Linked DNA regions of Homo sapiens: region 2 is linked to region 1. A link is a loop called in an ENCODE intact Hi-C map of the cell type or tissue named here. Cell type or tissue: natural killer cell. All regions are shown on one strand. Links, peaks and the distances in the headings refer to the core of each region. The heading gives the core; the rest is flanking DNA. Region 1 overlaps LINC00299 (long intergenic non-protein coding RNA 299). Region 2 overlaps LINC00299 (long intergenic non-protein coding RNA 299).

What was found. A loop is a pair of places that touch in the nucleus more often than their neighbours do. Peaks named below come from ENCODE experiments on the same cell type or tissue, not always from the same donor. Only the 100,000 strongest peaks of a DNase experiment are listed, where the experiment ranks them.
Region 2: a loop joins it to region 1, with 2.6 times the contacts of the local background. A loop is called at or near these places in 4 of 110 quality-filtered maps.

Annotation. Positions count from the first base shown.
Region 1 is chr2:8,281,288-8,284,206 of GRCh38, forward strand. All of the region lies in intron 7 of LINC00299 (long intergenic non-protein coding RNA 299), which reads right to left. Among named protein-coding and RNA genes, the nearest start is that of LINC00299, 46 kb to the right of the region's middle. RefSeq lists an enhancer at 145-645. In natural killer cell, for the core only: no CTCF peak of the experiment used is centred there; DNase peaks (open chromatin) are centred at 804, 1,334, 1,674 and 1,794; H3K4me3 peaks cover 1,394 bases; H3K27ac peaks cover 2,500 bases.
Region 2 is chr2:8,228,143-8,231,061 of GRCh38, forward strand. All of the region lies in intron 7 of LINC00299 (long intergenic non-protein coding RNA 299), which reads right to left. Among named protein-coding and RNA genes, the nearest start is that of LINC00299, 99 kb to the right of the region's middle. RefSeq lists an enhancer at 1,727-1,906. In natural killer cell, for the core only: no CTCF peak of the experiment used is centred there; a DNase peak (open chromatin) is centred at 1,619; H3K27ac peaks cover 742 bases.

The DNA of each region.
Region 1 (2,919 bases), core at 230-2,729:
TTTGGTTCTCACAACCAACATGTAAGAGAAACAGGTTTGGTGCTATTATTCCCCGTTTACAGATGGACAAGCACCGAGAGTGGTAATTATTCAAAGCCACGTGGACCTGGGCAGAACTAGAAGCCACATATTTTAGTATCAATGTTGATTTTTAGAAGATACAGTGCTGCTAAAGGTGAAGGTTCAGTCTTAGGTTTTATTATCTCAGCTCCAAAGTTCACAAATTTAAAAGCAGTAAATGAATGGCTAGCTGAATAATTGAAATAATTTTCAATTCATAAAATCACACCCTCAAGAAAGGCAGGCCTTCAGGAAGCCCATGGTTGTGGCCCTGTGGTTCAGCCAGCCCCACTCAGAAAGGTGAGGAGGGGGCCTGGCTTTCAGCCCCCACCCGAGACTCCGCAACTGTCCACCCGCCTCACCCTTTGCTTGCTGTACTTGCAGCCTGTTTCTTCCTGCCCTGCCCTGCCCTCGAAAACACAGCAGCTCCCCACCTTCCTCTGAGCATAATGCTTCCATACAATTATCGTAACAATTCAGACAATTTCAACAATTTCAAACAAGTATTGAAAACCCCTCAACCCACAATCTTCTGAAACGTCCATATCAGGTATTGGCAAATTGTTACACTGCCTGCACCAAAAATAAACAAGGACAACAGAGACGGAGGAAAATTCCCTTCCTGCTCTTTAAACTCCCACAAGCACCAACAACCTTCAGTGTTAAAACGTATCTTCAGTTTTGTTTCTGAAGTCTCAAGACTTCAAGTGAGGACACGCCCTCCGCCAGCTAGCCGGCCCATCCCTTATCTCGTTCCGCGGGGCAAAGATGAGGAGAGACCGACCCTCTGCTCGCTTCTTCAGCTTTGAGGAGCAGCCACCGAGGCAGCCTCTCAGATGCCACATCACACCCCACGGTGAAACTGTGTCACCTTCTGGCCACTGGGCGGGCCACACAGGAGCTGCGGTGGTCATCCAGTGTTTCAGCCAGGGTGCTCCAGAGGAACAGAATGAATAGGATAGATTATAAATAGAGAAGAGGAGGTTTATTCTGGGAAGTGCCTCACACGGTGGAGGCTGAGAAGTCCCACGATCTGCCGTCTGCAATCTGGAGACCAGGAAAGCTGGGGGTGTGGTTCAGTCTCAGTCCAAAGGCCCAAGAACCAGGAGCACCAGTGTAGGACAGCAGGAAAAGACGGACGTCCCCGCTCTATCCGAGAAAAGAGAACCCCCGCTTCTTCCCCCTTTAAGTTGGGTTCAGGCTGTCAGCAGGCTGACTGATGCCTGCCCACACTGGGGAGGGCAGGTCTTCTTTACTCAGTCTCAGCTCCTCCCAGACACACCCAGAAGTCATGCTTACCAGCTGCCCGGGCATCCCTTAGCCCAATCACGTTGATTCTCAAAATTAACCGTCATATCCAATTATACCTTTTGACCCAGCTGGTTAGCAGAACCAAGCTCAGAGAGCCTCCTGCCTGCCCACCCAAATACAGCCCTAAGGCCAAACAGATGCATGTTTAACTGGAGCCTCAAACTTAGAATGAGAGAAAACAGAAAGGCAAGTAAAAAGTAACTGTTTTGGTCAATAACCCGTGTATTCATCACTTCACTGACAGAGCTTATCGTATGTAAGTTCCTCATGGCAGATGGGCGCGTGGCCTGTGCACGCATGCAGGCCTGCACACTCACATGCACGCACACACACCGGACAGGTTAATCCCCGTATCATTGGCTGCCACGGGTTGCCTAAGAAGCTTAACAGGGCATGTTCTGACTTCAACAATGACCTGCTAATGGTTTTGCATTTTTCTCAAGTATTATAACCCATCTTTGTCCCCCTTATCTCCTAATGAAATCAGTAAATTGAGGTGACTGCAAGAGGGAGCGCAAAGGAAACACCAGAGCCAAGGGTGCCGCGAGGCTCTACTAAGCCACAAACCATCATCTTGAGGCGATTATCAGACCTTGACTTTTGCTTCGAGAAATAAAGTTGCAGATATCCTGGCGAAACAAAATTTCTTTCCGTTTTACTTAAAAAAGAAGAATGCAGCCCATATAGTTGTGATTTTGCTAACACTGAGAAAGCTGTCTCTCACTGCACTCTCCATTTGTGTGTCTTTTCCGCAGCCTATAGTTACAGCATGTGGCATTTCAACCTTCTGTCCCTTTTTTTTTTTTTTTTTTTGACTCTCGCTCTGTTATCCAGGCTGGAGTGCAGTGGCGCAATCTCAGCTCACTGCAACCTCCACCTCCCTGATTCAAGCAATTCCCCTGCCTCAGCCTCCCGAGTAGCTGGGATTACAGGTGCATGCCACCATGCCTGGCTAATTTTTTTGTATTTTAAGTAGAGAAGAAGTTTCACCATGTTGGCCAGACTGATCTCGAACTCCTGACCTCAGGCAATCCACCCGCCTTGGCCTCCCAAAGTGCTGAGATTACAGGTGTGAGCCACCGTGCCCAGCCCCTTCTATCCCCTTTCTAAAGTGTGTTCATAGCCATCAATACGTAGGGGCGCAATTCAGATTTATTCCCACAATTTGCCTTGATCCTTTTTAAAGGTGGGTGATTTGGCCCTGCATTCATCTTTCTCTCCAAGTTGCAAAAATCATTTTATATATTTAGTTACTTATTTCTTACCAATCCTCCCTAGCTCTGGGACACATCCCATCAGTCACCACCAGCCACTACCTTCGGCTTAAATTACTTTCAAGGCTTCTCATTACTAGTAGGAATCAACCACAGCAGCTAAGGTCCTTAAAATGGTCCCCACCTACTTCACCCAGAGTCCCTCCCCTTCGGTGCCCTGGCTTCAGCCAGGCTGGTCCGCTCTCATCTCTTCTAACACATGGCTTTGCATACACTCGTCCCTCCTAGAGCACTTTCACCCCGGCCTGCATGTCTCAGGGGTCCCTAGTCTGCC
Region 2 (2,919 bases), core at 106-2,605, 53 kb before region 1:
TACTAGAGGCTACAGTTCTTTGTGAATACTTTAATAGGAGAAATGCAAAGATAAGACATCAATGTGGAATACTTCTACATGAAATCAGAAATTGATATGAAATTCAGATTAGCAAAAGTAAGATGGCTTTCGAAGGCAAAACCAAAATGAGGACCAGTAGACAAACTATTTTCACTGTTAAAATAGGAGACAAGCAACATGCCCCCTAATAATCAAATTGAGGGTGCTTTTGGAGGCACATTTATAATTCGACCAACTCGACATGAAATAGAAAAAAACTGTGTGCATCTTAGGTATTTGTTACAAAACATGGATCAAAACTATTGCACATGGCAACTGATGTTTTGAGTGTTTTAAAATGTTATTTTTAAGAATGGCAACTTTTAGATATTTAATATTTTGATAATATCTTTCCACTTTTAAATAATTTTTATTTGGCGTATATTTTGTGTTAAAGTTCTCTTAATGTTTTCTATTATGGAATGGTTCTATCAAAAAGAGATCACTCTTGCAGTTATGAAAATATTTCATCTTGTCAGCAATACATCACTTCATAATCATAATAAACCATGCATTTGCTATCATATATTTTGTTTGCAGAAAGTTTCTGAAAGTTTTATCATAGCACTATTAAAAATGATTTACTATTTATTAGTATGATCACTTATAATTAATTTAAAATATTTATATAAAATATTACTAAAAAATAAAGACTAACTTACAATTTCAGGGATTCCCTAGAATTCTCAGGAATTCCAGCTTCTTATTCTCAAGTCCCAAACATTAATATTTCTTGGGAGTGTGAAAACACTACGTACAATGGTGCTTATGTAGATCTTGTAATGTAGATTTTGGCAGACAGAAAGTACAAGTTTCGCCAAGTAACATTATCCAGCATCGTAATAAATGCTAATATGAAAAGGCAAGCAAACTTAATAAGATTTATAAAATGAAAGCCACATTGCTTTGATGATGTGATAACGTAAAGGTAAAATGTCTCTTCCAACTTGTAGTACTTCTTTAGAGCTAACTTTTATTTCACTTAGAAATGTGTGGAAGAGTTAATCCCTATAAATAGTAATAATTATTACTGAAGTAGAAACTTAAATCCTTTGAAATTTAGATTCTAAACTAACATGCATTCTTTAAATCATTTTACACATGGTATCCCTTGATATTGGTGGTGAGAAAAAAGAATGAAAACAAAGAAATAGAAAAGAGGCAGTTCTTATATAATCTCACAGAAAAATAGATTTCCTTGAAAACAGTTTTTGGAGAGAAGCCTTGGGTCTGAAATAATTCAATAAAATAAACATCCTCTGAGCTATTCCTAATTTATCTTTACTTGATGGTGGTTGCAGATTGGATTCTCCAGGAAGCAGATGCCCAGATGGAGGTTGAGAGTCGATTCGCTTTGTTAGAGACCGACACCTATTAAGCAAGAAAAGGGAGGACGCAGGATTGGGCAGGGTAGCTGGCAGAGAGCAACGACAAATGATGAAACAAAGTCTCTGCCAGGGAGATCCAAGGCTAAGGTTGTCTTTGAGAAGTCCCATGTGGGGCAGAGTCGGTTCTTTCTTGTTACCACAACTTTGCAGGGGCAACCGGTAGGGCCGCCCTGAGAACAGCATGACTCAGCAAAGCTGAGGCAAACCTCCAAGCAGCTGCAGCTGGAGACTATGAGTTAGCCACACTCTACGCCTCAGGAAGCAGGTCCTTTTCTTTCTCTTTCTTTCTTTTTCTTTCTTTCTTTCTTTTTTTTTAATTTGAGATCTTGCTCTGTCACCAGGCTAGAGTATAATGGCGCAATCATAGCTCACTGCAGCCTCAACTTCCAGGGCTCAAGTAATCCTCCCACCTCAGCCTCCTAAGTAGCTGGGACTACAAGTGTAAGCCACCATGCCCAGCTAATTTTAAAATTTAGCTATCTCACTGTGTTGCCCATTCTGGTCCTAAACTCCTGGGCTGAAGCAATCCTCCCATCTAGGTCTTCCAAAGTACTGAGATTATAGGTGTGAGCCACCGTGCCTAGCCAGCAAGTCCATTTTTTAAAGGGAATCTGAACAGCACATCTCTGCATCTGCCAGACAGTAAATAAGACCAAAAAGGCAACAACAAAAGGGGTCTTATGTTCTTCCTCATGAACAACAGAACCTCAGTAACCACTTGAAAAGTTCTTTAACAAGTATAATGTATATAGAAACTTTTTAGGAATTAGAACTACTTTTGATATGTGTGTCATAATAAAATAGTAGCAAATTGAAGTATAAATTATATTCTGGGATATTGATGGATTCCAATATATGTAAATTTCTTACTAAACCAGAAAAGTATAGGAATGTTGGCACTAGATTACTGACATTAATTGGTGTGCAGCAAATAAAACTATATATTTTCTCCATCTCTTCCTGGGGTCACCTTGTATTTGCAAAGGCTCACAATGAGATAATAGGCCAGATTTGTAAAAGGTACTCTCCGTTTTGGCCCAGGCAATTAAACAGAAACACAAAAACTGCCCCCACAATTGCCTAATTGCAGGTGCAATCAGTAACTGGCAGGTGCAATTAGACAGGAACCTCATTCAGGAGCTGTGAGTGACAGATTAGTCAATTATTCAATAGTAGACACAATGATTTTCACATGCAGTTTTGTATTCAAAGCTACTCATAGACTTTAAAATTGATAAATGATGGGTAAGACTCATGAAAAAAGTCTTTCCCAAACTAATTGTCTATCATTACCAAAGAAGAGACTGATTTGATTCTTGACCTCATCTATGAACTTGAGTCAACAAAAGAGAACAGTCCAATCCCTGGCTTAACCCAAATTTCTTAAGAATCCTTTGAAGAATGAGAAATTCAGGATCGTCTTAGACCTTCTAAGGCCTCTCCTCACCTTAGCAGATCTTTAATACTCTTT